Linked DNA regions of Mus musculus: region 1 is linked to region 2. The links are chromatin loops, found by intact Hi-C in ENCODE. Cell type or tissue: left cerebral cortex. All regions are shown on one strand. Each heading gives the region's core, and the rest is flanking DNA. Links, peaks and the distances in the headings are about the cores only.

Evidence for each region. A loop is a pair of places that touch in the nucleus more often than their neighbours do. Peaks named below come from ENCODE experiments on the same cell type or tissue, not always from the same donor. Only the 100,000 strongest peaks of a DNase experiment are listed, where the experiment ranks them.
Region 1: a loop joins it to region 2, with 3 times the contacts of the local background. A loop is called at or near these places in 6 of 42 quality-filtered maps.

Annotation. Positions count from the first base shown.
Region 1 is chr14:20,040,593-20,056,784 of GRCm38, forward strand. No RefSeq gene overlaps it. Among named protein-coding and RNA genes, the nearest start is that of Saysd1, 34 kb to the right of the region's middle. In left cerebral cortex, for the core only: no CTCF peak of the experiment used is centred there; DNase peaks (open chromatin) are centred at 7,711 and 9,760.
Region 2 is chr14:19,983,499-19,999,690 of GRCm38, forward strand. No RefSeq gene overlaps it. Among named protein-coding and RNA genes, the nearest start is that of Gng2, 14 kb to the left of the region's middle. RefSeq lists an enhancer at 964-4,567. In left cerebral cortex, for the core only: no CTCF peak of the experiment used is centred there; no DNase peak of the experiment used is centred there.

The DNA.
Region 1 (16,192 bases), core at 5,254-13,253, 57 kb after region 2:
CATTATGAGGCTCCATGGTGATTTAGGATGCACTTTAAGAGATGTTGACTGGCTTTGGTTTGAGCCGATAGGTGTGGGTGAAGCTCCGGGGAATATCTAAGCAATTTAAGACAAAATTTCTGTAGTAAAAACCATAAAGTGCTAGGCATGGTGGCACACACCTTTAATCCCAGCACTCGGGAGACAGAGGCAGGCAGATTTCTGAGTTCGAGGCAAGCCTGGTCTACAAAGTGAGTTCCAGGACAGCCAGGGCTATACAGAGAAACCCTGTCTTGAAAAAAACAAAACAAAAAACAAAAACAAAACAAAAAACCATAAAGTTATGATTTTTGAAGAGTACTTGCAGATTATAAGCTAAGCTCATAATGTAGATGATAAAAGCCGGATGCTGTATCAACCCATAATTTAAATTTAAAAACCTTTGCTTATGGCTTCCATACTTAAAAGCCTAGGAGGAAGGACACTGAATCTTAGAATCGTTAGATATCAACGACCGAGTAATGATGTGGTTTTCATTTTCCTCTTCACATGTTCCTCCATATTTCTATTTTTTCTACAGTGAATTGATATTGGTTTCATAATCAGAAAACCACAGCAGTATATCACAGTATAAAGGAACTAAAGCTTTTTCTAGAAAATGGCAGTATGCTTGTCTGGGGCAGGAAGAGTTCAAGGTGAGCCTTGACATGTTGTTCCACACTGAAGAAATTAATGCTCAGACACTAATGGGATTGTGTCAGAAGGTTACAGGCACCAGCTCGAAGGGCTCTCACTGGTCAAGTTTGAACAACTGAAGCATTTAAAATAATGAGTGTAACTAATGGCAATACATTGAATAACACTGATGAGAAAGAAGGTACATGGGTAAGAATTGTAGATGTGAGCTTAGAAAAGTAGCCATGTGTGGGTTGGGGCTGTAACATAATCTGTAGAGTGCTTACTTAGCATCCTGGAGCCCTCTGAGTTTGATCTCAGCACAACAGAAAGCCAAGTACAGTGGTACACAGCTAGCACCACAGTATTCTGTAGCTAGAGGTAGAAAGACCATACGTTCCCGTCATTTTCAGCTGGCTACAGAACAAGTTTGAGAATAGAGTGTATATAGGAGACCCTGCCTGGAAAGAATTTTAAAAGAAAAAATAATCATCAATACGCAGGGTAATCTTTGATTAAGACAATGATGATCAATAGATGCTAACAGTTTGTACTGTAGTTCGTAGGTTCACAACTGGGTGAGAGTGCTGGTGCCTTTTCTTTCCTGGGAGCCTGCAGAACACCCTCCAGAACGATGAAACTAGCCAGCAAGAAGGAAGTCCCCAGCTCATTTTGAGCTTGTTCTCTCTGTACTTTGTATCTGAGGTGTACAGTGTTTCCCACAGTATGCTCTTATCTTCTAGCTGTGGCATGTGACCAAGAAGAATGGCAACAGCATGTGTTATTTGTGGGTCTCTCGATACTTCCTGACCTACATCACACAAGGAGGCCTCCCACACCTGGTATTGGGGTCATGCTTGGTGACACATGGATTCTAGCAACAGCATTATTCAGCCATGCAGGGTGTTTATTGTCTGCCTCTTATATGATATTTGATGATTTTGTGTGTGTGTGTGTGTGTGTGTGTGTGTGTGTGTGTGTGTGTACAAGATTGAGGGAATTCAGTCCTGAGTATTGGCCACAGCCAGCTAGAAAGCATGGCACATGTGTGTGGTTGTCAGTCTGAATGAGAGAAGTTCAAGAAAAGATGGCAGAAGAAATGGGTCCTGTTTTCACAGTTTTCGCAGGCTTTGTGTGCAGCTGTACTTCTAGGGTAGTCAAGAGTGGGCCATTCTTTTGTGTTTTATACTTGCCCCATGTCCTTAAGAAAACATCCCTACATTACAATCAAAGCTAACTTCCCGAGACAAAGGGTCAAGTCAAAGACAGGATATCTCTTGAATATTCCTCATCTGGGCTGTCTCCTGGGAGTAATTTGAATCAGCCCTCCAGAAAGTCTGAAGGGTGGGCTTTCATCATATTTCATCATATTTTTATGGATTAATAGCTCCATTGAAAGAAAAATAAATGCACGCTGGTCTTTGCTGGTTATAAATAATTGTTATTCACAGAACTAAGCACTACATGCTAACTTAGAAGCATAGAAGTAGAAGTGGGTGTGTCTTTATATAGGTGTGTAACTTACAGATACAGAGCTGAATTAGGTATATGACTTATGTGGATATGGGTATATAACTTGGAGTTGTTGGGCTGGCTCCTACTAAATTAGAATCTCTATTAAACAAGAACCTCTGGTGATTCCTATCTTCATCAAAGCATGAGAAGTGTAGCCTTAACTCACAAGGCAGAGAGGCATGCAAGAGATAAGTCTCAAACACGGGATCTTTCTCCAAGAGCACTCACTGTCTGTCAGGTTTACCTGTACACTGAAATTTCCCAAAGCGTGGGCTTTCCTGAGCCTCATTCCAAGAAAACCTGATATGATTGATCCACCTCACAGCCTTGGAATTTAAGTATTTAAAAATTCCTCCAGGAGCAACAGGGACACCAACCCATTCACAAACTTTTGATCCAAAAGTTATCCTGTCTATAAGAAATTTAGGGACAGGGGATGGAGCAGAGACTGAAGGAATAGCACCAATAACCGGCCCAACTTGAGATCCATCCCACAGGCAAGCACCCATTCCTGACATTATTAACACTACTCTGCTATGCTTGCAGACAGGAGTCTAGCATGACTGTCCTCTGAGAGGTTCCACCCAGCAGCTGACTCAGATGCAGACACCCACAGCCAAACAGTGGATGGAACTTGGGGACTCTTATGGAAGAATAAGGGGGAAGGATTGAGGGCCACAAAGGGGTTAGGAACTCCACAGGAAGACCAACAGTGCTAACTAATCTGGACCCTTGGAGCTCTCAGAGACTGAGCCACCAACCAAAGAGCATACACAGGCTGGACCTAGGCCTCCCTGTACATACGTAACAGATGTGCAGCTTGGTCTTCATGTAGATCCCAAACAACTGACGTGAGGGCTACCCCAAAAGCTGTTGCCTGTCTATGGGATAAGTTCTTCTAGCTGGGCTGCCTTGTCTGGCCTCAGTAGAAGAGGATGTGCCTAGCCCCAAAGAGACTTGATGGGCCAGGGTGGGGAGACATCTAAGGGGTCTCCCACTGGCTCAGAGGAGAAGGGGAGAGGGAATAGAGGGAAGGGATGTGAGGAGGGTGACTGGGAGGGATGCAGTGAGTACGATGTAAAACAAATAAATAAGTCTTCCAGGAAATTTTCATGTTTACAGAAGGTTGGGGTACATGATCCCAAAACTATAAATTATAACATAAATTAGAAATGGAGCCAGGCAGTAGTGGTGTACGCCTTTAATTCCAGCACTTGGGAGGCAGAGGCAGGCAGATTTCTGAGTTTGAGGCCAACCTGGTCTACAGAGTGAGTTCCGGGACAGCCAGGGCTACACAGAGAAACCCTGTCTCTAAAAATTAAAAAAAAAAAAAAAAGAAAAGAAATGGTTTCAGCTTCAAGTGACAGAAAACCCAAGTTACAATGTCTCAAACTCTTGTTTCTCAAACTGCTGAGTGTTAGTCACTGGAAGAGATTTATGGAGTCACAGTGTCCAGGCTGCATCCTTGGGGAGCTGACTCAGCTGGCATGAAATGCAATTTGATGGTCCATCCTTCTAGGTTGGTTTAGCAGCTTCTGAAGCTAAAAAACATCCAGTTCTTCTCTCCCCTCTCTCTTCATTGAGTAGAATTGTAGGACTTCCCAGCCCTTTGGCTGCCTGTGTTCCAGTGCCTAAGTTCTCTGCAATGAAGCATGGGGGGGGGGGTGGGTGTTTAGCATTTCTTGACCATAGTTTTCATGTCCTTTCCACCTGGTTTTTGAATAGTGATGATTTATTTATGCTTGGAAGGCATACACTGAAGACAACTCCCTCATGAATGCTTGCATGGAGATGTGAAGACTCACACCCACCAGCTTGAAGCTCAATCACATGAAGAGAAGCAGTCATCTGAGTACTTACATTTGGGTGTGTAGTCATTTATACAAATGATTCACCAGATACCATCACTTTTTATACTTACAATGTCCATATGAAGCAAGCATTATAATATATATTATATATTATTATATATTACACACACATACACCTCTGTGTGTGTGTGTGTGTGTGTTTCAGAAACTTGCCCAGAGCTACACAACTAGAAGGTAAAAGAGAATAGACTGAAATGCTAGTTTCTCATTTTGAACCTCAGGCTCTTAACTGGACACGTTTCCTTCTTTAGATCTTTGAAGGAAGAACATTCATAGCTGGAGAGACTATGAAACGATCTCTAAAGAAATGGTAGAGGCAATGGATTGGCAGAAAACATCTGTGTCTCCAAGACTGAATGCCTGATTCTGCATTCGCTGGCTCCTTGTTCTGTGACTTCCAGCAGCATCTGTTTAGCTCAGCAGTCAGCCTCCCCATGCCTTTCTTCCTCATATCTGTATGCTCGTATTTCCACTCTCTGCTGTCATTGCAGGCGCATTCCTAAAAACCTGTCATCTCATCCACTCCCTCCTTACAAATGTTCAGAACTTACCAGGTCCAATCCAGATTTCTTAGTGTGCTATCGAAGCTCTTCCTCAGCTGGTCCCAGCCTCATTGCCTGGTCTTTCCTTACAAAGGCTGAGGAATTCAACAGTCATCTGTGTCAGCTATCAGCCACGGTGTAACAAACCACTTCCAAAATTGCAGCCTTAAGAGAATGATTTCCTATTCCCCAGAGTTATCCGCATGTCTGGGTGGGTTCTCCGTTCTCCATTGATGTTACTCACATGGCTGCCTTTGACTGTAGCTGGGCTGGAGTCCATCAAGCTTCTCCCAGGGTCCTTGTTCTGTCATCTGGAAGCATCAGCGCCCTTCCATGTGGGCCACCCTCCTTGCAGTGTCTCATCCTCTGGGTCTTCTCCACATGGCCTCTGTCTCCTTCAGAACAGCATGGACTTCCTTACAAATACTAGACTCAAAAGTGGTCAAAGCTGAAGAAAGTAGAAGTCCATAGCACACACAGTGAACTTGTGCCAGGCTCTGTTGGCCAAAGCAAGTCACAGACACTCAGTCTTTTAAGGGAGTCATACCAGAGAAGCTGGAACCATCTCATTTCTTCAGCATAGGTCCCCTCTCCTTTCTCTTCCCAGCCCTCCCCACAGCGCTTTCCTCAGTACAAGAGCATTACAGCGTTTGAGGAGAAGGTTGCAGGGCTAGTTTTCTGAGGTTTTCTTTTAATTTTATTAATGTTTAATGTTAGCTTTGAAGGTTTTATCCTGGCATCTCTCTCTCTCTCTCTCTCTCTCTCTCTCTCTCTCTCTCTCTGTGTGTGTGTGTGTGTGTGTGTGTGTGTGATTATCCTTCGCTCCCATTTGTTCTCTCTCACACAGCCCTCCTGACACCTCTCTTCTATCTCATACTGGGGTGGCTTTCCTCCCTCAGTCAGTTCTCCATTCTACTTTCTCCTCACACGGACACTCATCTAAGTCTGACTCAGGTCTGCCACTGACACACTCTGGAAGTGTGAACAAGCCACCGCACCCTATTTGGCAACCGAAGGTTTTAAGAGTTGAATGGGCTAATGAAAAGTCCTGGGACAATGACAAGCTCTTGTTAAGTGCTTCATGAATATCATCCATTGCATTTGGTGAGTCAGGTTCTTAGTTGGTGTGCAACACAAAGGAATCAAGTGAAATCTAGGGTTTAGACTCCAAAGCAGGGCATCAGGAGATGGTACATAAGGAGCCCTCTCTACTAAGACACCTGGACTTGACCCATCACAGTAGGAATGTTTCAGGGAAAGATGTGTAAGTGCTTTTTGGCTTTGAGATTGTTCCTCTATTTCCAGCAAGCCCAAACTCCACATCTACTGCCTAATGCAACACTTATAATCACCTGGGGGTCAGCCTTCCTGATTTAGCAGTTCCACTTCAGGTTCACCTGCTCAAGCCTGGGCCTCCTGGGACTGACGGTACCTTTTTCATACGATGGTATTTCCATGCAAACCAGAATGGGAGCGCCAACTCTGTCTGCAAGCTTCTGGATTCTGGCACTTCCGGTCTTGACACATAGAACAGTCAGCCCAAAGTGGCAAGGACCTACAGCAGCAGCCTGGACAGCAGAGCCAGCAGCTCCTGCCCTGAGTGGCCAAGTCCAGTCCATGAAGCAACTGTGAGTGTAGAGAAAGCTTACAGAGCAACTCAGTCTTGGTCTGACTGTCACAGTCTGTGGCTGCCGAGGTTTCTTTTCCTGTTGCGTTTCTTCATCATTGCTCTTTCTTAAAAATGGGCAGGGACTGGATTTAATTCACTCATTAATGCATTAAGTCAGATAATTAAGTTGGGGCAGAATAGCTATTAAGCTTCCATAATTCATCTGGAAGTTTCATAATGAGCCCTCCTGCCATTATTTTTTTTAATTTATATATTTATTTTGCAACATAAAACATGCCAAGTGGAGTCTGAGGGATGAAAATGATATGCAGAGTTTGTGCCTAAAATTCTGAAATGAAGTTACTCTGTGTATCATCACTCTTTCATTCAAGCAATCAGCTTGAAGTACTGAGCATGCGTATAGAATCCTGGAGCAAAGGGGACATAGGAATGGAGAACATATTTACTAGCTATTGTGTGACACTATTCCTAGGGAGACATCCGCTCACCTCAGATACAGAAGTGATGACAGGCTGTAAGGAGATTATCAAAGTCCAATTTGGTGAACCAATGAGTTTTTTTTGTGGGGGGGGATACTTACAAGAATATGAGTGATGGGTTATTTTTAGAAGCAGAAATGACTCAAAGACAGCAGCATCAACAAAAGCCCATCCCAGCATGGGTCATGTAAGCTGGAAACCTGGAGCACACTGCCAAGCCTGAAGTCAGCTCTATGGGTTGGAGTGTTTTTCTAGGTAATTAAGTTGGTCTGTGAGGCTCTTTCAAGTGACTCAGCCCATCTAAGAGTCTCTTAGCAGTCCCATGCTTATATATGCTTGCGAAAAGAGGAGCCCAGCAAGTCTGGTCGTTTGTAGGGACTTCCTGAGGCTATTGTGTTGTTTAGTCCTCAAGCTACAGGGTGAGGTATTTCACCTTCCCTTAGAGCACCTTGTTATTTTACCTCCATTTTAACATCTTGCATCCTGAAGAGCTTCTCTCCAAGGTTTTGACATTAGAGGAATCTGCTATACAACACAAGCAATGCTAAGAGTCATCTAAACAATAGCAGACTCTTTTTTTTTAAGTATTACTGTGTGTACATGATATGATATATGGGTGACTGTATGATATGTATGTGGGTGCACATGCCACGATGAGCATGGGGAGAACTGTGGAGCCAGAGCCTTCATGTGTGTTCCAGGGCTTTAGCTCAGCTGGTCCAGTTTGCATCATCAGCTACAAACACCTTTCCTTCTAGGCCAGCTCCCCAGCCCCAGTATCCAATTTCTGGTAATCCCTGTCTCCAGTAGCTTACAATGAGGAGAGGAGATGATCTGCACAGAGACAAGTGTAAGTCTAAATTTAAAACCTAAGACAGTGTAGCAATGTTAAGAAAGACAATGGGGCTTAAGGCAAGTGTGGATTGTAAATGTGAACGCATATTGTCACTAAAGCCCTTCTTCTAAAACAGGCTTCTGGCCTGCTCAGCCTGGAAGGCTATGTTCATAGGGGCTCTCTGCCTTGAGGAAGGTTTCTATGGCAACAGGAGCTGCTTCCACTGTATACCAGCTGTGCAAACCTGATAGCTGCTTGGCTCCTGCATGCACTGTATTTCTTCATCTGTAAAATGGCCACGAGTTACAACCATTTCCTAGAGTAGCTAAAATGTTTGAATGAAGATAAGGTATTTAAGCCATCAGCACCTTGTATGCATGCAGATGTGACAATATTATGGTCTTCATGAACAGAGGAAAATAGGTGAGCTCCCAGGTCTGCAGCCAAGCATGGTCCAAGCCGCCTGCTATAGGACAAGAGGAATCAGCACGGGTTGTCAGCCCCCACTCTCCACCAGGAGCATGTGGGACACAAAGAGAAACAAATAGGGACAGGATACAATGTAGCCAGCTTCTTTTGTCCCTGTTGTCATTGTTCAAGAGGACCCAGGAGAGTTTCCTTTGTCCTGCCTTCTAATTGCTCTCTATTCAAATGTGTTGAGGTGCTGGGCACAGGCACTGAGGCCAGGCTTCAACCTTCTTGAATGAGAATTAAAGGAATTAAAGGAAAAATTCTTTAATCAGTGAGTTGCTATTGCCTAAAGAAACCCAGTGCTGATCAGAAATATTTCATGGTTTATATAGGGTTAGGCATTGGCATAATTTTGTGGCCATATTAGGGTGATTTTTTTTATCCCCATCCCAAAGGATACATTTCTCAAGACTAAGCAAGTTTTACAGAAGCTGATATCTGCAGTTTTATCCCTAAACATTAGGCAGAGCTCAGGGAACCCTAGCAGACAAGGAGGGATTGAGGACACCAGGAGAACATGGCCCACATGATCAACTAAGCAGGGCTCATAAGGGCTCACAGAGACTGTAGTAGCAACCATAGATTCTACATAGGTGTGCACTAAGTCCTCTGGGTATATGTTATGGTTGTATAACTCAGAGGTTTTGTTGGGAGTGTTGGCTGTCTCTGCCTCCTTTGCCTGCTTTTCAGACCCCTTTCTTCCTTCTGGGCTGCCTTGTCCAGCCTTGATGTGAGGGTTTGCATCTAATCCTATTGCAGCTTGTTATGCCATGTTGATATCCCTGAGGGCCCTGCTCTTTTTTTGAAGGGAAACGGAAGATCCTGGATTCCACCGATCTGGGATAGAGAAGAGGTTTTGGGGGAAACTGGGAAGGGTAGAGGGAGGGAGATAGTAGTCGAGATGTGTTATATGAGAGAAACAAACAAACAAACAACAACAATAATAATAAACAATGACAGTTTTATCTTTAGCAAACAGAACTTGGGGTCTGAGTAGATGCTGGTGAGAGAGGAGCAGATGTGACCCTTTCCAGAAACAGAGAAGGGGACAAGCAGTTTGCAAAGGCTGCAATCAGCAGCTCAGCATTCGTCGTTCTGTTGTCTCAGCTCACAGGAAGACGTCTGTCTTCTGTTTCCTTATTCCTATGTAACCTAATATTTCCTAAGGAATCTCAAACATATCTAACTAATGTGAAAGCTTGCTGTTTTCCTTGTCTCCTTCATAGGCAGAGACTGGCAGGGTCTTCTGCTTATTTCTCTGTACACTACATGATCTTAGACGCCATGGACCCTAGGGGCACTCTCTTTCAATGACTGTTTTGTGAAAAATCCTGACATAACCCATACCACATGGCTTGCTTTTTTAGATGTTTTGCAACTCTGACCGACCCCACGAGCATAAAAGCTGGACCTAACCTGCTTTGTGTGCTGACCGCAGTGTTTTGCCTACAGCAGTCTGTGGTCAGTACCGTCAAATTTGGGAAAGGTGATTTTCTAGGGTCAGCGATAAGCTTGCTGTTTAGAAGATAGCCCTTCAACACTAAATAGTGGAAATCTTTCATGTTATATAATCTTAGCCTTGCGTGTGGTTTCAGTTCATTTCCAGCAAGCACGTGAGACCCTTCCGTCTGAATGAAGACTGCATGAACTGTTTTCATTTCAGGTCCTGGTGTCCGCAGGATGGAGAGGCCTTGGGCCAGGAATGGCTCCCCCATACTGGTTCCATATTTAGGAACAGGACTTCATTAATGTGGTAGAGCTCAAGCTGTAATACTATCAGAGTGATATAATTGGCTTCCTAGTCAGAGAGCTGTGACCATAATTGGAAGGCAGGCAGAGATATTTTTAATGAATTGTTCTTCAGTGTAGGATGCTAAGAAACATCTTAATGGCACAAGATGGAAAAGCCAGCTCACCAGCCATTGTGTGACTTAGATAATAGCACAGGAGAGGCAAATATGGAGGCAGACTCTGCATTTATGTTGTCCTGTCAGGTGATCTCATTGCATAAGATTCCTAACTGAAAACAGAGGTGAGAAGTAGGGTAATATTTAGAGAGCTTATATCACCTCCTTCCCATGGCTCCAGGCCAGTGAGGACTAATAACCCAGAATTTGGGTTCAGTTTAGGGTTGTGGTGAGTGTGGTTAGGTTGTGGTTCGGGTTTCAGGCTAGGTTTGGTGTCTAGATTGGAGTTCATATTAGAGCTGCTATTGGATTAGATGCTGGAGTAGGGTTTAGGTTGGACATAATGTTGGTTTTGTGATTAGGGTTGGGTTTGGAGTTGTTGTTGGGGTTCCAGTTAGGGTTAGACTTTGAGGGTCAAGATTGGATCTAAGTCTGAGATCTTAGCTGGAGTTGGGGATGGTTTCAGGTCTTGGTTGGGGTTTGTGGATGTGAAATTGAGTTGGGAATGGTGTTAGGTTGGGGCTTGAGTTGTTGTAGTTAGGGTTGGGGTGGAGGTTGGGTCATAACACCTAGGGTTGGTGTTGTGGCTGGGCTGGGGTCTGGAATAGAGTAGAGGTTGGGTCATTGTGCCCAGGTTTGGTGTTGTGGCTGGGCTATGGTTACAGATGGGGTAGAAGGTGGGGTTGTAGATAGGATTGGCATTGGGTTAGGGTGTTGGTTTTGGTTTCCAGATGGGGTTTGGTGGGAATTTGGGTTAGAACTGAGTTTGGAGTAAGCATTGGGGTTCAGGTTGGGTGAGGGTACAGGTTAGGATTGAGTCTGATTTTGTGGTTAGGACTGAATTTGGGTTTGGTTTGAGGTCTAGTGGTGTAGTGGCTAGTTTTGTTTTGAACTTGACTACATCTGGAATTAACTAAAACTCAAGTGATTGGGTACACCTGTGAGGAATTTTTAATTACTTGAATTTGAAGACTCCCCCTAAATCCAGGACACACCTCCTGGTGGCAGCATAAATGAGAGACAAGGAAGGACTCTCTTGCTCTTTGCCTGCTTGGCCTAGCTCTCACTACCGAGTTCATTTCTTCACTGGCAATAGAGCCCTACTTCTTCAGGTTCCCAACAGATACTGAAGACCATCTGTGACATCAGCCTCACGGTCTAAACAACTACCAGATCTTGTACTTTCCATTGGTAGATGGCCATTGATGAGCTAGCTGGACCACAGCCTGTAAGTCTCTCTAACAAATCCAGATATTTTTTTGACTTTTCCACTATTACATCAACATGCAGTGCTTTAGTAATAGATCCTTGTGCAGTGCTCTACTACTACACCCATGTGCACTGCTGTGGTAGTATATCCACACATGTTCATCTATTAGAACTTACTGATCTACTGTAGTAGTTCATTGGTTTGCACTTCTGTAATAGTATATCCATGGGTAGGGCTGTATTAGTACATCCAAGTGTGCTGTTATACCAATAAATCTGTGATCACTACTATACTAGTAAATCCATGACTGCTACTTTATCTAATTACTTTGTGTACCGATACATCCATGGGCTATACTAATATATACTTGTGTGTATGTCTTAGTTAAGGTTTTACTGCTGTGAATAGACACCACGACCAAGGCAACTCTTATAAGGACATTTAATTGGGACTGGCTTACAGGTTCAGAGGTTCAGTCCATTATCATCAAGGCAGGAACATGGAGGCATCTAGGCAGGCATGGTGTGGGAGGAGCTGAAAGCTCTACATCTTCATCTGAAGGATGCTAACAGAATACTGACTTCCAGGCAGCTAGTACAAGGGTATTAAAGCCCACACCCACAGTGACACACCAACTCCAACCAGACTACACTTCCTAATAGTGCCACTCTCTGAGCCAAGCATATACAAACCATCACAGTGTGCTTCTGTACTACGACATCCATGTGCATTGCCCTTACAGTTTATTTTTGCCTACTGGTGTCCTAGTACATCATTTTTTTCCAGGTGAAGTCGCATATCTGTTTGAGGTTTTGTAATAGTTTATCAGCAATCACTGTTATACTAGTGTTCATCCAAGCATGCTGCTGGACTAGAACATCCATGTGCTGCTGTAAACCAAATTTCTCTCCTATAATTGCTTTTGTCGGGGTATTTTGTTGCAGCAAGAGAAACTTAAGACACACAGCATCCTGGGCTCATCTCATAGTCTTTTACTAAGCAGGTAAACTGATATTCAATTTCTAATAATTGCTTTTAAAACATGTCTTAACTTATGTTAAAGCAAGCATAATATCTTACTTTTATATTTTAAAAGTTTTTATTGTATGTATAAAATATTCCAAGTGTTTAAGATTGGCTATAATGAGCCGGGCGTGGTGGCGCACGCCTTTAATCCCAGCACTCAGGAGGCAGAGGCAGGCAGATTTCTGAGTTCGAGGCCAACCTGGTCTACAAAGTGAGTTCCAGGACAATATAGAGAAACCCTTTCTCGAAAAGACAAAAAACAAAAAAGATTGGCTATAACGTCATTTTACAGTCCCACACTGAAAACGGTTCACTCTGCTAGAAAGAAATCCTAGAGAATCCATAACCAGTTGAGTACGTTGTGGTGAGTTTGTGATTTATTCCTCAGTATCTCTCAAAAGCCACCCTGGCTTAAGTCTGGGTGACATTAATAAATCCTTCTTTTCTAGTTTTAGTCTGTTTATTTTCTTAAGCACCATTAATAAAATTTTACTCTTAAACAGAGCACCCTTCATCTTTTTATCAAATAAAATGTGGCCACTCTGAATATTCCATTTTCCTTACAACCTTCTGCAAAAGGGTGGGTGTTTGTGGTTTATCACTAGCTATTTGCCAGCTCCGCAGACTGATTCTCTCCTCTTTGCAGCTTAGGCTCCTAATGTGATAGCCTTTTTGAAGTCAGTTCTTTTCTCGGATCTTGCCACCATTCTTAGTAACATTAGCATCCATGTGTGTCCAGAGGCAACAGCTGGGCCAATATCATAACCCACCATCTTTATGTGCTTTCTTTCTCAACACAGTCACAAACTAGACTTTGTCTTCATGAGAAACTGCTTTGCACTGAAATCTCAAACCTTGAATTTCACCCAGTAGCCTCCACTTCCAATTCCACAATGCCATGTGTTTTGATGAAGTCTCTCAACAAAGTCCCCACCCACTGAGGCCTACAGTACATTCAACCTTAACTGCCATCTGTCAGAATGCAGTGCCCACGCTCCTCTTCAGTTGCCTTAGGTTTGCCAATATATAATCCCCTTTGACAAAGCCATCATCTTCATTTCTCCCTCTGGTCAAGCTCATTGGGAAAATGCAACTTGCATTCCCAAACCTCATAAAAGTGCTTCTCCATTTAATGCTGGTAACAAAAAGTTACAGACTCTGCCTGGCATCTTCCATCAACTCTCGCTCTGAAGGGGCATCTGAAGCTGCCCACAGAGTATGAGCTTGCTCCATAACAACAGTGATTTCCTTCCTTCCTTCCTTCCTTCCTTCCTTCCTTCCTTCCTTCCTTCCTTCCTTCCTTCTTTGCAAATGTCTCCACACCCACTCAAGCACTTCTGAAGTGGAGTTTACAATCACACACATCACTGGTGAATGAGAAAAATGAGGGGAAGGGGCCAGTGTATCCCCTCAGAGAGGCCCCTCCTATGTGCATTCCTATCTTCTTGTTCTTTCTTGTTTGATAATTGGAGAATCTGCCCATATTGGATAAGAGAACCAAACAAGGCACATGTAGACAGAAGGAAACTTGACTCTAACCAGAGTCACCTTCATCTGGCCTTAGTGCCATGGAGATTCTGAAGCCAATGAAACCCTGATTCCTATGGCTACCTTGGCTTTCCTGCCTACCCACACAGCTGGCTTTTTAATGGCTTATTTGGCATTTTGCTTTTATGCCAAAGGTTTCCCAGGCCTTCCCAAATAAAAACCCCAGACTCAGTATGCCTCCCCATCCTGCCATATTTTCTCTGCCTTTTCTTTCATACTTTTTCATTCTTCAGGACTCAATGTGAATATTATGATGTGCCAGTGATGATTTCTTAAAGCCACCAAGGTTCTGGTAATTTGTTACGCAGTCCCCCAACCTAATGCAAAGTCTTACAAATAACACCTGTAGGAGGAATTTATAAAATCAAGGAAATTGCCACAAGAATAGAGGTTGATATTTTAGTGAAGAGGAACTTTTGACAGTGGATAGAATGTATGATTTTTTTTCTTAATTTAAAAAACAAAAGTGATATAATTATAACAAGGTTCCTAGCATTCTTTCTTTTTTTTTAATTAGATATTTTCTTTATTTACATTTCAAATGCTATCCCAAAAGTTCCAACACCCTTCCCCTGCCCTGCTCCCCTACCCACCTACTCCCACTTCTCGGCCCTGGTGTTCCCCTGTGCTGGGGCATATAAAGTTTGCAAGACCAAGGGGCCTCTCTTCCCAGTGATGGCTGACTACGCCATCTTCTGCTACATATGCAGCTAGAGACACAAGCTCTGGGGGTAACTGGTTAGTTCATATTGTTGTTCCACCTATACGGTTGCAGACCCGTTCAGCTCCTTGGGTACTTTCTCTAGCTCCTCCATTGGGGGCCCTGTGTTCTATCCAATAGATGACTGTGAGCATCCACTTCTGTATTTGCCAGGCACTGGCATAGCCTCACAAGAGACAGCTATATCAGGGTTCTTTCAGCAAAATCTTGCTGGCATATGCAATAGTGTCTGGGTTTGGTGGCTGATTATGGAATGGATCCCTGGGTGGGGAGGTCTCTGGGTGGTCCATCCTTTCGTCTTAGCTCCAAACTTTGCTTCTGTAACTCCTTCCATGGGTTCCATGGGTGTTTTGTTTCCTATTCTAAGGAGGAATGAAGAATCCACACTTTGGTCTTCCTTCTTCTTGATTTTCTTGTATTTTACAAATTGTATCTTGGGTATCCTAAGTTTCTGGGCTAATATCCACTTATCAGTGAGTGCATATCAAGTGACTTCTTTTGTGATTGGGTTACCTCACTCAGGATGATATCCTCCAGATATATCCATTTGCCCAAGAATTTCATAAATTCATTAGTTTTTTTGTTTTTTGGTTTTTGGTTTTTTTTTTTGTTTGTTTGTTTGTTTGTTTGGGTTTTTTTTTTTTGGTTTTTGTTGTTGCTGTTTTGTTTTTTGGGTTTTTTGTTTTGTTTTGTTTTTGTTTTTGTTTTTTTTCGAGACAGGGTTTCTCTGTGTAGCCCTGGCTGTCCTGAAACTCACTCTGTAGACCGGGCTGGCCTCGAACTCAGAAATCCACCTGCCTCTGCCTCCCAAGTGCTGGGATTAAAGGCGTGCACCACCCCACCACAACCAAATTCATTGTTTTTAACAGCTGAGTAGTACTCCATTGTGTAAATGTACCACATTTTCTGTATCCATTCCTCTGTTGAAGGACATCTAGGTTCTTTCCAGCTTCTAGCTATTATAATTAAGGCTGCTATGAACATAGTGGAGAATGTGTCCTTATTACCAGTTGGAACATCTTCTGGATATATGCCCAGGAGAGGTACTGCTGGATCAGCTGGTAGCACTATGTCCAATTTTCTGAGGAACCGCCAGACTGATTTCCAGAGTGGTTGTACCAGCTTGCAATCCCACCAGCAATGGAGGAGTGTTCCTCTTTCTCCACATCCTCACCAGCATCTTCTGTCACCTGAATTTTTGATCTTAGCCATTCTGACTGGAGTGAGGTGGAATCTCAAGGTTGTTTTGATTTGCATTTCCCTGATGGTTAAGGATGTTGAACATTTTTTTCAGGTGCTTCTCAGCCCTTCGGTATTCCTCACTTGAGAATTCTTTCTTTAGCTTTATACCCAAATTTTTAATGGGGTTATTTGAATTTCTGGAGTCCAGCTTCTTGAGCTCTTTCTTTGTATATATTGGATATTAGTCCCCTATCTGATTTAGGATTGGTAAAAATCCTTTCCCAATCTGTTGGTGGTCTTTTTCTCTTATTTACAGTGTCTTTTGCCTTACAGGAGCTTTGCAATTTCATGAGGTCCCATGAAATTGAATTGTCATTTCTTGATCTTACAGCACAAGCCATTGCTGTTCTGTTTAGGAATTTTTCCCCAGTGCCCATATCTTCGAGGCTTTTCCCCACTTTCTCCTCTATAAATTTCAGTGTCTCTGGTTTTATGTGGAGTTCTTTGATCCACTTAGATTTGACCTTAGTACAAGGAGATAGGAATGGATCAATTCGCATTCTTCTACATGTTAACCGCCAGTTGTGCCAGCACCATTTGT
Region 2 (16,192 bases), core at 5,378-13,377:
GTCATGCAAGCCTGATCAATATCTGGGACTCACACAGAGGTAGAAGAAGAGAACCCGCTCCCCAAAGCTGTCTTCTGGTACTCACACAAGCACAGGCCCATATCCCACACTCACACACCACTGTTTCTACTATTGTTAATAATAGTGAAAAGTGCCAAAGCTCCTGAATGTGGTATGGAGGATGAAGGCTTGCTGGCGGCGACTTCTGGTTCCTCTGGTGTACAGCAGTTACTCCGTAGCCATGGCATGAAGTCATGCCTTCTGATAACTAGACTTTCTCCCTCATCCAAAGGAAACTGCTTTATAACCTGAGCGACTGGGTTCTCCCACTCTTGCCTGGAAAATGGTTCGTGTACAGTGTGCCTTTGAAGACTGAGGAGGAAAAACCACCCTTGCATGCATGCATTGGTGCATCTGACGCTGTGAGCTGCTTTCCTCCTGGCATCAGTGACTGTAACCCTCCACATCTTATCTCTACCGCAGAGGACACGACATTCCCAGAGGCGCTGCTGGCTTATTTCAAGAAGGACAAGAAAACTTTGCCTCCTCAGGTCCCACTTTAAAATAAGATCTCCAAAAAGATAAGTCAAAAAGGCCATACAACAAAAACACACTTTAGTGTGTTCTCATTATAAGAGGGAGAAAGGTGGACAGTTGCTTTTAAAATTCAGGGCCTCCTCCCATGCAATACAAATCAATGCTATTTTCAAAGGAGAGTCAAAGAAACAGAGGAGGTAAAATAGGCAGCAGGTAATGAAGCCACTGACAAGGCGCTGGAGAGAAGCGCGTTCACTGAACGGTATTTTTTACTCTTTTTGTGGGGAGGGAGAAAATAAATTCAGTTTAAAAGGGATGGAAATGTTGCTGGAATTAGTCGTTTAGAAACACTTACTTTTTCTCTAAAATTGCGTATAATTACACGTTCAAACGTGCAAATACTTATTAGGATCTTCCTAGGAAACAGAATACGGCGCCTGTTTCACGACGTGTATACAATCAAAGGGAATCAACAAAGAAAATAGTTATCGGATAAATATATGTACACTGTGATACATTAAACCCTGCGAAGGAGAAGAAAAGGGTTCAGAGGGGCAGGGACACATGGTCTATTTTAAGTAAGAGGAATTTCAAAGGGTGCTGTCCATGCTGATTTTTTTTCTTTGATCTCTCTCTTCCCCCCACACCTTCTGATTCATTCCTAGTTTTCTTTGCTCTGTGTTCTGCCTACAGGATCTTCAAGATGGGTCTTTAGTCCTGACTCTTTATCGTCTCCTGCTCATACTCAGCTGTCTCCTCCTTGCACTGACTTAGCTGTGTGACTTTTAAGGGTAAGCCACAAAATGCTCTAGAGCCCCCAGCTTGGCCTCTCGAGTCAGCCATTTGGTGAGTCCCAGTGGCAGGTTGTGAGGGCACTCAAGGCTCTGTGGCGAGAGAAAGGCTCCCGGATCTCCTGTCAAGAGCCAGCAGCCACCTGAAGCCTTGTGAGCCACCTTGGGAGTGACTCTCCAATCAGGGCAAGCTTTCAAACAACTGACATCCTGACTATACTATAACAGGAGAAGGGGCCTGAAGCTACAAAGACTAGCTCCCAAATTCATGACTCACAGACACTGCAAGAAATGGTTAATGTTTATTGTTTCTAGCATCTGTGTGTTGGGGAGAAGTCGCTATGCGGTAACACTGTATGTGGCTCTTTCTGCCTCTGCTTTTCATCAGCGTTTGGCCAATGGGCTGCAAGTGAGGTCAGCATGTTCCTTACCACACTGCTTTGGTTCTGATTTCCTTCCACAAAAGCCACAAGTCCTCTGGACGTGCCTGCTGTTTCCAGGACTGCAGCTGTCTGTGCTCCTGCCACACCAGCTCCTTCAAGTCTGCATGTGACACTGGATCTTGCTGTGGTTCCCTTAACCCTCCACACACCATTGTGACCAGTCCCTTCCCTCTTGCAAAACTGCCTGCCTTTTGATTCCAGACTAGTTTAAACGAATGGTAGGGGAGGCTGTCTGCATAGATTACCGGGAGGAAGTGAGAGAAAGCCTTCTTTCTGTTTCTAGGGCACAGTGTTCAACAAGTGCTAACCCTGGGGTCAGCAGATGTTTTCAAGGAATACCAAAGGGAGAACATGGGGAAGGAATGCAGGAGAGAGCTGGGGAGTAGGGATGGGGAGGTGGTCGGGAGCCACATTTGAACGGGTTTTGTGGTGGATGGTGATTTAGTGAACACGGTGCACAGCAGTGGGGTGGCATGGGGTGGCGTGGGGAACAGGCTGATGGCCATGGCAGGGTCTGAGCTACCCGATAAGAGTGAAGGTTTTAAAAAGGGAAACTGCAACTACAATCAGAAGTTTCCCGCCCCTCCCCCACGGGTTTTTTGGCTTGTTGTTGTATGTGTTTGAGATGGGCTTTCTCTGTGTAACAGCCCTGGCAGTCTTGGAATGCTTTGTACAACAGGCTACCCTCAAAATCAGAAATCCCCCAGCCTCTGCCTCCCGAGGGCTGGGATCAAAGGCTTGGGCCACAACCTGGGCTACTTTTACTTTAGTTTAGAAAGCATGGCTCAGGATGACAGATAATACAGGCATGGAGGAGAGAGTCAGGGTATGTGTTCAAATAAAGGTTGTGAGAATTTGCTGGACAAGAGAGAAGGAGAGGAGGGGGATGAAAGGTTGAAAGTGAGTGATGGAGGCCAGAGCGGTGTGCAGAGATGAGAACAGAGGGGGAAGTGGAAGCGGAAGAGTGTGCAGAGAGGAGGAGAAAGCCAACAATTTCCTCATCTCAGCTGGTACAGGAAAAGAACAACCCGCTTTGTTTTTTTTAAAGGAAGACTTTATTTTACAAGAAAAGGGCTTTTACAGCCACACCAACGCTCTACTCCTATCTCTTGGCTTGTTCCCGTGTTGCCAATAAAAGACTTTTAAAAGCAAAGAGTGTTTCTTCCACTTTATTGTGTGACAGTCTTCCTCTAAAAGTCACACCAGTAAACCCAGAAGGGAAATCTGTGCCTGATGGGGGTTCAGACTCCTCTTTGTCACCAAACATCTATCTGCCAGTAAATAGATTCTGTCACATTTCCTCCTCGCTTCCTCGCTTGAAGACTCTAATGACCAGGCCTATAAAAAACACATCACAATACTTAGCCAAATCCACTTTGAATCTGAAAGCTGATTACTTTCAACTACTAACACGTGTGACAGGAAACAAGACCCTTCTGCTTTTCTCTGGCCAGCACCCAGAGCTCTGTTTGCACTGCAGCCATAAACTTAGAGCGGTACCACACCGAGGCAAAGTCTCCTCCTGCAACAGGGATACCTGCCTTTCCCGGCAGGCTGCGAGCTTCAGGCAGCCTGGGGTTAGAAAACTTCCTTTAGCTGACTTGACCTGTCAGAGCCCTGTGTCCTGTGCAGCAGAGGAGAAGGGGAAGTCCTCTGCTCTCTGTGGCATCTGCCACAGGCTCGGCACCTTCCGGCTGCATGATGCTGGCGCCAGCACAGGCCTGTCTCCATACCAGAGTTTGCGAGCTTCTTTTCTTTTTCTTTCTTCTCCTTTCTCTGCTTTTCTTTCCTTTTCCTTCTTCCCTTCCTTCCTTCCTTTTTCTTTCTTTTGGTTGCTGTTTTCAGAATGACCTTTGTCTAAAAAATTCTGAAAGCTTCTAACAAGGGACACAGCCCACTGTGATAAATGGTCTTTTCCCCCATCCCCCTCTGGTTACCATGGCAACGTCGGATGACTGATTTCCTGGTTGCCATGTAAATGCAGTGGGATTCCAGCCTGCTCTACCACACAAAGACGTCAGTAAGAAAAGCTAGGAAACAGAACAGAACGAAAAATCATATTCCAAAAGACAATTTCATTGCCAGTTGTCTTGCCTCACACAAAAGGCGAGGGAAAGAGCCAAATGTAGTTAGAAGTAGCGCTCCTCCCGAGGTGGGGAAATGTGTAGCTTCCCACATGGCTGGGAAGAATGGGAAAGAAAGGGGGAAATCCCGAGCAGTTGGCATGGCGACAGGAAGACAGATGCTTTTCTCAGGTGGCTGGAGCCCACCAGCAATCAGACCCACCCAGAAGAAATCTGAAAGATTTAGTCGGCTGGATTCCACACCAAACAAAAGGATAGGTCTTGTGGATCCTCTTCACAATGCTTTTGCTTATATAACTTTAAAAAAAAAAAAAAAAAAAAAAAACAGAGCTGAGATTCCAAACGTTTTCATTTTACGTTTGGTCATGTGGAATTTTTATTTCTATCCAATCATTTTGTAAAATTAAAGACAAATTAGTAACTACTTGTCTCCCTTTTGTTGATATGTAACTCCTTGCTTAAAACTGCATACCAAAAATTGGTCAATCTAGATTACTTATCATAGCCTGAATATTTATCTTGTGCTTAGTAAATCCATAGTACACTAGTTTGAGAGAAAATGTAAAATATATTTTGTAATATTTTAAGTATGTAAAACCCTAAAATTATTGATAATTCATCTGGACTTTTCATCATCATATTTCAGAAGTACATGATTTTACATCTTTTTTTTTTCTTTTCTGTAAAATATCTTCCTGCCTCTTGACAGTGCTTCATACGTTTCTAAAACTTAACTTGGTAGAACTTCCTGGGTTTGCTAAAGTGGACACAGAGGACCTGCTGGGACCACAGAGTCTTCTAATCGGAGATGATGGAGCAAGGGGCGCCAACCTTTCCTATTTTAGATGCTGGTACCTGAGCCATGATGCCCAGATAGAACATGTGGCTGGAGAGAGTTCTCTGTCGGAGCACTTCCTGCATCCTTTCTAGTATCCATGCTAATGTTACCCTGTCCCAGACTGGATCACTGGGTGTCGCATAGTGTGGTGGTTTGAATAAAATTATCCCCATACACTCATATGTTTGGATGCTTGGTCTCTAGGTGGTAGAACTGTTTGGGAAACATGGAAAAACTGCTAATTAAGGTTGAAGTCTACCATTGACCGGATAGCCTTCTGGGGTTCAGGGCAAAATCGGAGACTCCCTTCATTAACAGAGTTTTTCCTTCTATGACCTTGTCTGAGGAATTCTAAGCCCAGAATCTCACCTCTACTTGAAGAATGTCACACAGTCTCAGTTACTTTATAGGATCAAATTCCTTTCTCCAGTTAAAAACCTGTTCAGCCAACACCCGAGATTCCTGAAATGCTCCACCCTGTTAATGAGGTATGTTAGGTACTCTAAGTCCTCAGCCTTTGCCCATCTTGAATGTCCCTGCCCTCAGTCCCCCAAAACCTGATAAGCCTTGTGTCACCCTAAGTAAAGCTGATCTGCCTACTGACAAGTGGTCCTGTGTGGTCATTCACCGTATGCACTCACAGGGCTTCGGAACCCTTGCTGGCCGCCTCTGCTTCCACTGCCCTCGTGGACCGAATCAGCCCACTGGGAGACCCACAAGGAAGGATTGGCAGGTATGGCCTTGTTGAAGGAAGTATATCACTGAAAATTTAAAAGTCCAGTGTCTCCCTCTCTGCTTTCTGGTTGTGTCTTAGCTTACATATCCCAGCACAGTGCCTGCCTTCCTGCTGCTGAGCTCCCAACCATGGTCATAGATGCTAAACCTTTGAAAACGTAAGCCCCTAATAGACTTCTGTAAGTTGCCTTGGTCATGGTGCCTCATTACAGCAATACTAAAGTAATTAAGATACGAAGTTGGGAAAGGAAACTAAGAGCTTTAATGATTCTGTGAAATTCCAAATTGTGCAGTGTCCATCGGATTTACTTAGTGCAGGATCTGTCAAGGTTTGTTGATATTCCAATAGCTATGATGATGTGCCGAGAGAGAAATCTAGAGAACACAGTGTCTCTCAGATATAGTCGACCACTGAACAGTCTTCTCGGAACATCGCTTATGCTTTTAGAACATATTTTGAGAAACATGAGGCCAGATTGTCTCTAAAAATCCAATATAAAATACATCGATTTTTATTTTTGGTTAAAGCTGTATAATTTTTAAGATTCCCTAATTGATTCCATAGACAAATTCCTGAAAAAAGCCAAAAGGGACAAGAAAGTGATAAAGAAAGAACTCACAGTAAATGAGATTCCTTGCATGATATTTTAAACCTAAGTACATGAGCACATATTTTCATTTTCAAGATTCTCTTACATTTTCTATAGTTCTGATAGGTGAGATTCTCTAGCAATAAAATCCACTAGAGCTCCAGTTTGCTTTATGAAAACATTATGGGAAGAAGGGAAGGGGGGTGCATAGCATTGGGCATGGAGTGATGCCTCTATTTTAGGGTCAGCTGTAAGGTATAATTGATTATTCGCCTTGGAAGGAGTTAGTAGTGGTTAGGGAACTTTGGGAAGGGTTTGTAGTACATGTGTGAGTATGTGTGCATGTGTGCATGCTGATATGTGTTTGCACGTGGAGGCTGATGTTAGGCGTCTTTCTCTATGACCCTCCAACTTGTTTTTTTGAGACAGAACTCACCCGTTGGCTGGCTAACCCTCGAGCCTCTAGGATAGTGGTTCTTAACTTTCCTAATGCTGCAACCCTTTCATACAGCTCCTCATTTGTGGTGACCTTCCAACCATAAAATTATTTTCATTGCTACTTCAAAACTGTAATTTTGCTACTGTTATGAATTGTAATGTAAATATCTGATATTTCCAATGGTCTTAGGCAACTCCTGTTAAAAGGTCATTCAACCCTCAAAGGGGTCGAAATCCACAGGTGAAGAACCCTGGCTCTAGGATCTTCCTGCCTCTGCTTGCCAGTGCTGGATGTGTGTTTGTTTGCTTGCTTGCTTTAAGTGGGTGTTGTGGACAGATCTAAACCTCAGTCAGTCTGCTTGCTCACATTCCTGGAGCCATCTCCCGAGTTTGAACAGGAGACTTGGTCAGTGCTGTCTTCAGTGGAGGTTTCAGGCCTTCTCACGTTGTTTCCTCATTATAGGATAATCTTCCTGAGCCCAGCTTTGAAGAGGGGCAGAACTTCAGCAGCCTTACCACCACTAAAGGCAGTGAAGAAACCGGGGGTCCAGGGATCTCTTTCTCTTCCTCTCCTACTTTACACACCATGAGAAAGAAGGGAGATGGATCTGCCACTGAGTTGCTTCATATAGCCTTCCCTGGAGGAGGAGGGAAACTTGAGCCAAATATGCAATAGTTTACAAGACCAAAGTGTTTTAACAAGTGCAAGTGACTGAAGAGTTATGGCTTAGAACAAAATGTTGTAGGAGCCTGCTGCCCAGAGAGACAAAAGAACAGATGAGAAGCACAGTTACACAGTTGGTAGCAGCCATTAGCAAGTTAAAATTAGTCCCTGTGTTTACCTCAATGGGTTGAATGTCTTCAATCAAACCAATTGAATAGCTGGGGATAGCCATATAAGCATTGTGGAGAGGCACAGAGGGAGGAAGGGAAGGGAGGACACACAGGAGATCAATTTACTTTGTCTGGGTTACCAAGAGAATCTGAGCAACAGAGAGAACTGGGGTGATGGAAGAGAAAGGGGGCTGAGTGGGCTGGTGAAACTGGTGGATCAGAGGCATGAGGTAGGCCAGAACACGGCTGACTGTGTGGTAGGAAAGATTTGGCATCATGTCAGTTGGACCACAATGAGGATGGAAGAGGTGGGTTGGTTCTGTCAATCAATGTAAACAGAAGAGCCATGGAAGACAGTAATCTAGGCACTGGCTGTTAGCAATTCCTTTAGGCTGCGCCCAACAGCTACTACCTAGCAATAGCTTGTATAGCCAACTGCCAGGTATGGGCCAACCAGGCATATAAGAACTGCTCAGTTTCTCTCTCTCTCTCTCTCTCTCTCTCTCTCTCTCTCTCTCTCTCTCTCTCTCTCTCTCCTCCACCTGTCCCTGGCTGGCCTCTTCCTCTCTTCTCACTCATTCTGTCCTTCTCTGTACCCCTCTTTTCTCTGCCTCTACCCCTTTTCCAGGTTCCCTTCCCTTCCGCCAATAAACTTCCTTTTGCATTAGGTCTGCCACATGGTGGTGATTCCTCAGGGGAACACCTTGGCTGGGCCTGCTGGGGTGCTCTCTCCCATATATTATACCACCGTTTTATAAAACCGCACTCCTGATACTTGAACATTTCGGAAGAATTTGATGGTCAGCTGTTTGGGGGGCGTGAGATGAGGTCCTAGGAAATAAAGCAATAAAGAGGCCCCGGGTTCATTCAATCCATTCAGCAATTGTTCATTTGCATTAACATTATTCTTCCCCTCTCTCAGCCCTGAAGACCTTCCTTAAGACTTAGAGAAAGGAATATGTTGATTAAAAGTACCTGAAATAGTTCAGCTTATTATAACTTAATTGGATTGTTGATCTCTTCCTTTCCATAATGATTCCAGTGGGTCTTTAGCAGCCGTGTCACAGCCTGTGACCTTTGTGACAACAAGATTACTGAGTTTTCCAGAGGAGGAGACCTCCTTTTCTTCCTTTAATTCTCCTAAGTGGTTATCCTTTGTGAAAACAGGTCAAGCACAGGGCATCCCTTTAGCAGCATAAGCCAAATCACCTTGGTGTTCAATAACGTTGTGTCTGTGCAGATTCTGGCAGTACCGCAGAGAAGCCACGCCCAGCTTGTCCATGTCCAGCCCCTCAGCATTTGTGCCTCTGCTATGCAGAGCCCTGCAGCTGCTACAGATGAAATTCTGCCTGCCAATCACAGATTCAATCATTGGTGGGCACAGCTTGGACACAATGAGATGTTCTAGTCTCCTGAGAAAGTCTGTGCCCTCTCCTTTTACAAAAATAACACATTAAAATTGGGTTTTCAGAAAACGTATTTCAAGACACCCACTTTGAATTAAAAGATTCTAATTGTACCTTTCTTTCATGGATCTCTATGTCTAGACTAGATATTATCAGCCCAGCCATCTAGATCTGAATAAGCTCTCTGTGTTCAGGCTCTGAAAGGATTTTTCCAAAATCTTCCTTTCATTATGGTTTAGAAATAAGCATGACATCACAGTTGTCATCTAGGTTAGACAAGAAGGAGGCTTTTAAGACAATAGGAAAATAATGCACAGTGGGCTATGCACATCCTTAAAAGGAGTGTTCAGAAGCCCATCATGTTTTAATTGGTGGGGTTGCCAACATAACTCTGTGTGAACAGTTAACTCATATTAAAGGTTATACTAATTTTGTAAACAATTTATTCTTTCTTGATAGCATTTTCATTTTCTCCAGGCTGTCATTAAGATCTCACTTGGGCAATTGGAAGCTGAGGCACGAGAACTGAGAGTCTGGGGCTAGCCTGGGCTAATGTAGCAAGACTCCACCTAAAACAGAATAGACCCTCAGCTGTCATTGCACAGCCCTGAAGTCCACTTTTCCATAGGCTCCATGCCTACCTCTACACGCGCATGTCTGGTTTTCATTAGAACTTACTGATTCCTATAGAGGGCGTTTCTCGTCAGCTTCTCTTCCCTCCCTACTTCATTTCTTTCCCATGCCTTACTGTTTCGTTGTTAGCTTTTAATAGTTGTGCTGAACTGTCATTGCGGACTCTGTAAAATAGTCTACTCCATCACCTACAGAAGGGTGGCCTGCCCCTCAGCCTCCTCATTCTTGCCTGAAAAATGCTCAGTCCAATACTGCCTCCCTCAGAGGACCACATGAACAGAGGTGGAACAGTACCAGGCTTGCCCTCCTGGTCGAATTTCTACTGACCACTGGGTTTCCCACCTTGGCCAAATATCAGAATGACCTAGAGAGAGAAATCTTACAAGACAGACTCCTGGGTATCTCTCCAGTAGTTTCTGGGCAACTTTGCATTAATTATTCATGTGGAGGAGGCTTTTCCTCTAGTGCTGACCTTGTGTAGATCTTCATATAGAGCTACCCATGCATGTTCCAATAGCAAAGAAAGTATTTTCCCAATCCTCGGTGTGTATATCTGTAACATTTTCTCTTGGGACAGATGCAGATGTTCATACTGAACCCTGGTTTCTGTGGTTCGAGATAAGAGATGATGTCATGGGACTTAATACGTGTGGTTAGCTAGTATAGCTGGCTTTAAGGCTTAGAATGCTGTTGGGTAGAAGAGAAGGAGATATTTTTTCTATATAACATAACTAAAGAGTATTGAAGAATGAAGCAAAGCTGTCTTGTGGCATGTGATGTGAGAGATGTCATTTACAGTCCTTGGAAAGCTTGGGGCACTGTTCTGGTTGTTTGTAGGACAGACCAATCAAGGTAGCTTTCATTTCTCTTTACCCACTGTCACCTCTAAATGTCTAAGATCGTGAGATGAGGGACGGCACAGGTAGCAAAATGAAGAAGCTAAACTTAAAGTGTAGAGGGTTTCAGGAGGGTGGGGCCCAGTGGGAGGGGCATCTACAGGGAAGAGAGCACCCTCAGAAATCTCGGAGCTGAAAAACTTAGGCTGCACCCAAAGATCAGAGTTCAGCCTGTACCCAACTAAGAGGATGCCAGCCAAAAAGGCTGAAGATCCTGCTTCTGAGTTTCTGTTGAATTTGGATTCTGTAGAGAAGCATCCATAGAGGTCCTGGGAGACACCAGAAAGATACATGGAGCACAGATAGAAACAAGGTTTCTTCACAAAAAGGATCATAGTAGTTTGAATGAGAATGAGCCCCTTAGCCATTCATAATATATTTGGTCCCCCGTTGTTGGAACTTACTTTTTTATATAAAATTTACTGTTTGGTACGAATTAGGAGGTGGGCAGGTTGGGGGAAGGGTGTCACTGCAGGTGGTCTTTGAGGTTTCAAAAGCCAATGCTATTTCCCGTTAGCTCCACCCCTCTCTTCCTCCCCTCTCGCCACCATGCTTCCTGCTTATTGATCATAGGGAAGCTCTTACCTACAGCTCCAGTGCCATGCCTGCCTGCCTGCCACCACGGTCCCCACCATGATGGCTGTGGACTCACCCTCTGAAACTGTAAGCAAGCTCCCAATTTAAATGCTTTTTTTCATAAGTTGCCTCTTCACAGCAATAGAAGAATTAGAAGTCAAGGATGAAAATTGTTTTTGAGTAAAGCAGAAAACAAACTGTAGTGTGTGCCTAAACTGAAGCAAAGGCTTTCAGGTTGCCATCTCTTGTGGAAACACACAGCTCTTGCTGAAGCTGCCTGGGTAGAATTCTGATTTCAAAAGACAAGAGGAACTCACCTTTGCCAAAACAATATTCTAATGTTTCTAATGGTTGCACAGCAACTACTTAAGCAAAGAGCGAGTCTGCCAGAGTACCCAGCCCCTGACTAACGTTCCAGGTCTGCTAGAGCACTGCTCCTAGAACGGAAGAAAGCAACCCAAGTGTGAAGTTAGACATGGATCTGTACACATGCTGACTCTACGTTTGCATTATGGAATGAGCAATAAGAATGCCAGCGTAGCCAGGGGTGGTGGCGCAAACCTTTAATCCCAGCACTCAGTAGGCAGAGGTGTCAGGTCTTTGTGAGTTTGTGGCCAACCTGATCTACAAAGTGAGTTCCAGGACAGCCAGGGCTATTACACAGAGAAACCCTCTCTTGAAAAACAAAATAAATATAAATATAAATAAAGAAATATAAATAAGTAAAGAAGTAAGGGATGCCACTCTGGTGGAGGGGATGCAGGGAGCCAGCTCCAAGGGTCAGAGCCAGGGAGAGCTGGTTCATCTGCCATGAGGTAGAGAGGGCTCAAGGGTGATGCTCTCCCTTGCCCCTCCCACTTGCCACCGGCAGTAGTCCGTAGGAATTGCTGGCCCTGCCTCTCACCAGCTGTAGCACTAAGGAGAAAGGACCCTGCACCTCTCCTGGGCTCAGCCAGCCCTGGGGGTGTGAGAAAAGGAGAGTAGGCCCAGCCCCTCACAGGCTGTAGCACTTGGGAGAGCGGGCGCTGCACCTTGATTAGGCAGCTCAGTGGAGCTGGCAGTGGTGACTGCAGGTGAACCAGACCCCAGGGTATGAGAGCAGAAGAGCTGACACTTCCTTCTGCCAATTAAGAGGACCAACTGGAGTAGTGCTAGAGAGCTCGTCCTGATTGACCAAGCCCGCTCAGTCAGTCAACAGCTTCTCCAGCACAGGAGTGAGGATTAAAAAGAAGAAAGACAATTAGACAACATGACCCCAGCCAGTTCTGCGGCTGAGGCGGGTTTATTTTTTCCCAAACTGCTTTTATACCGTTTTAATTACATACAAGTAATAAGGTGAGTCCTAGGTTAAGAAACAAGCAAGGCAATAAACACAAATAGTCATGGAACAAGCAAGGCAATAAACAGAGTTCCATGATCACTGTTACTGAGTGCTTAGTCAGAATGATAACTGAGCCTACTTCCCTGTCCTAGCCCAAAGTCATATTCATCGTGCCTGAAACCTACTTCCCTGTTCTAGCCTAAAATTACATTCCTGCCTGAGCTTACTTCCTTGTCATGGCCAATGTCAGATTCCTGCCTGAAGCCCATTTCCTCGTCTTCGGCCAATGTCAGATTCCTGCCAAGCAGGAACCCAAAGCTCTCCACACCTGATGGTTCAGATAAAGGAGAGATGGTGAGCTGACCAGCTCAGCTGTTATCTAGGCTTTGAGTTGGCTCACCCTAAAATCTATATAATCTGTGAACTATTGAGCCTCGTGAAAGGGCCAGTCAGTCCTGCCAATTCAAAACTGCAGGATGGGAGGAATCCCAGAAATCCAATATTGATTGTGTCACAAAAGCCAGAGACCTTGGACTAAACCAATGACGCATTGCAATGAACGTTTGAAAGTGAAGACGTGTGGACCAAGGGCTGTACTGTGGGACACACTGTGACACACTACAGCTTCCACCATGAGATGTTTACATGCTTGTGTGTGTTGTGTTTATTGGGGTGGCAGGAGATTGCAAGGACAAACAAAGGGCAGATACTAGGAAATGGGGAGATGAGTGGGCTTTGGGTATATGATGTGACACAAAGAATCAAAAACTTTTTTTTTTAATTAAAAAAACCAGATGTCATGGCATTATTATATTTTAAACAAATATCTCTGTACTACATCTTGGTCTTTTACCATTTGTTTTGAGGATGATTTCCGCAAAACAAAATTCACTCTTTAAAAGTTATGTGAGGGGGCTGGTGAGATGGCTCGGTGGGTAAGAGCACTGACTGCTCTTCTGAAGGTCCTGAGTTCAAATCCCAGCAAGCACATGGTGGCTCACAACCATCAGTAATGAGATCTGTCCCTCTTCTGGTGCATCTGAAGTCAGCTACATTGTACTTATTTATAGTAATAAATAAATCTTTGGCTGGAGCGAGCAGAGTTGACCAGAGTGAGTGGGGTGACTGGAGCGAGCAGAGGTCCTAAAAGTCAATTCCCAGCAACCACATGAGCTACAATGTACTCATATACATAAAATAAATCAATCTTTTTTAAAAAAGTTGTGTGAGATTTAACCAGTGTATACAATTGCATACCCACTGTTGTTACAAAAATATGGAGTGATGGCATCTGTTCCCTAATTCTCTCATCCCCTTTTTAAGTCATCCCTTCCTGTTGTCATCCCTATTGTTTTTGCCTTTTCCAGCGGAGTCAATTAAGCAGTCTCTAGCCTCTTGAGTGAGGCTCTGACTCAGCATGGTGCACTGAAGACTCATTCAGATGCATCTGTCCTTAGTCCCTTGCTTCCTTTCTCTTGCACTGTTGAGGGTATCAGGTACACTTGGTGTTGGTGTGGGAGATTGTGTGGACAGAGGGTAGAACAGTCAAAAGGGACACAAAGAAACCCAAAGAAGACATCTTATGAGACTGAAGCGCTACCTACGGCGCTAACGAGGCTTCTTGAGGACATTTTAAAGAAATGATAAAGACTATATTTGAAGCAGGATTTCTGGACTCATTTTATTTCATAAACATCTGTAGTTGGTTTGCTGTGCCAGCACAAGTGCTTTATAGATAATGTTGAATTCTCAACCTTCTGGGTAGGAGCTACCTCTCTGGTCTTGGAGATGTGGGAATCTAGATTCACCCAGCTTTGGTGATTTGCTAATGATCACGCAGTGAGTGGGTGAGTGAGTGAGTAAGTGGGTGAGTGAGTAAGTGATGAAAAGAATATTTGAAGTCTGGCAGCTTAGTTTTGTTGTTGTTTTTTTTTTTTTTGGTTTGTTTTGTTTTGTTGTTTTTGTTTTGGTTTTTCGAGACAGGGTTTCTCTGTATAGCCCTGGCTGACTGGAACTCACTTTGTAGACCAGGCTGGCCTCGAACTCAGAAATCCACCTGCCTCTACCTCCCGAGTGCTGGGATTAAAGGCATGCACCACCATGCTCGGCTTTTTTTTTTTTTTTTTTTTTCCAAAATTTAGTCATCTATCAAATCTCACCCTCCAGAGGAAAGAGGCCAGAGCAGATCTCAAGCCTGGTTAGTAGAAGATGGATGGCAGCCTCCTTCAGAATCCTAGATTGTATCAGTCTGTGCAACAGCAACAAAGATAGCTAACAGATTCAGAAACATGCTGTAGACTGTTTAAAATATAAAGGCGTGGTACTTGCAGGAGTAATGGCGACTAATTTTCTGAACTTTAGTATACGTGTCATGACTGAAATACATGGTCCTTGTGCTATACTGGTACAGAACAGACAACAACAAAAAAGGAGGCACACCCTCAATGCATTCAGAAACATTCCTGAACACTGAGTGTTTACTGCTTCACCAACAGGGATCACTCTGAAGTTAGATATCTGAATTTGATGTGTTTGGATTTCTGGTTAAATTTATTTAATGTATGCAGTGTATTGATTCCTAACTTAGCCGTTGTATATAATATTAAATTACCAAAAAAAAGATGTGTAATATTATGAATATTTGTATCGAATGGGTTGAAATGGAGAACAGCATCAGGACTGCGGCGCCCATGTGAGAAGCAGAGTGTACGAACAATTTTACCTCAGCACATAAAGCCCTTCTACATAAGCAGCAACTCAAATTGGAAGCGTGACGCCACGCAGTAGTTCCAGACGGTTAGTGCTCTTTGCTTTATGGGGCCTTTTGATTTAAAAAGTTTGTTTCTAGCATCTTGTAGTATGTGAAAGTATTTCCTTTATTTATCGTACTGTCTGTATTACACTTATTAATGCTATAGCGTGGATAAAACTAAGAAGAGTGGTGGCGTCAAGCGTTGATGGTGACCTGAAGGTACTGGAATTTTGCTGGTGGGAATGCAAATGAGTGCCATCATTTTGGAAAACGTTCAGCACTACCCCAGTTCCTATGAACACTAAAAATGCGCATGACCTACTGCCCTGTAGTATTAATGTTTTTAATAAAGTCCAGAGCAGAGTTACCACCTGCCTCAATGGTTTATGTTCCCAAATGAAGGACACACACACAGCCTTTATATTTTAATATGCCTTAATTAGCGCTATAGCTGGGCAACTGCCTAATCTCTATGCTGTTAGAATCTACCCCAATAATTCCAAGTTACTACATATTCATTTTTATGTCTAACTTGGCTACTTCTGACCCAATTGAGCAGCCCTCTGGGTCACGCTCTCCCGATCCCTTTACATATGGCTCTCCCTCCCAGTCCTGCACACTCCTCAGGCATGGCAACTCTCTTCTTCCTTCTCTCCCCTCTGATCCCAAGCCCAGGATTCACAAGTCCTGCCTCTGCCTCTCCTCCCTAGCTATTGGCTGCTGGCATCTTTATTTACCAATCAGAATTAACTGGGGGCAGGTTCCCAGAAGCTACATGCAGACCCTCTCTTGCAAACAGTTTTGGGGGACACACTTAGCATTAGGATCCAAGCTACACTGCCCAGTGGTTCATTTCCTGAGTACTCAGCCAGGAAGAAAGATAGCTCAGCATCCACAGGGATGCTTCCAAAACGTTCCTGGTTTTATTCATTATAGCCAAAATTAGAAATAACTCAAACATTCTTCAGCAAACCTGACTATACATTCACCTAACGGAATACCTCTTCAAAGAATGACGGAACATGAGAGTGTGCATGTATGCTGCACAATTACACGAGAAACATAGAAGATACAAGAAGACACAGAATAGATATATCATTCTATGGAAAACAAGCCAAACTAATCCACAATGACTGACCCAGGGTTTGAAGTGGTGACAGCTTTTGTATAGAAAAATACACAGAGAACCTCTGGGGCCGTGGATATAGTCTGTAACTTCATCTGGTTGTGGTAACATGTGTTTATCCAAAGACGTAGAAATGCATGTAAAAATGTCATCACAGTACATCACTGTGTGTCTGGATACTTAGTGCTTCTT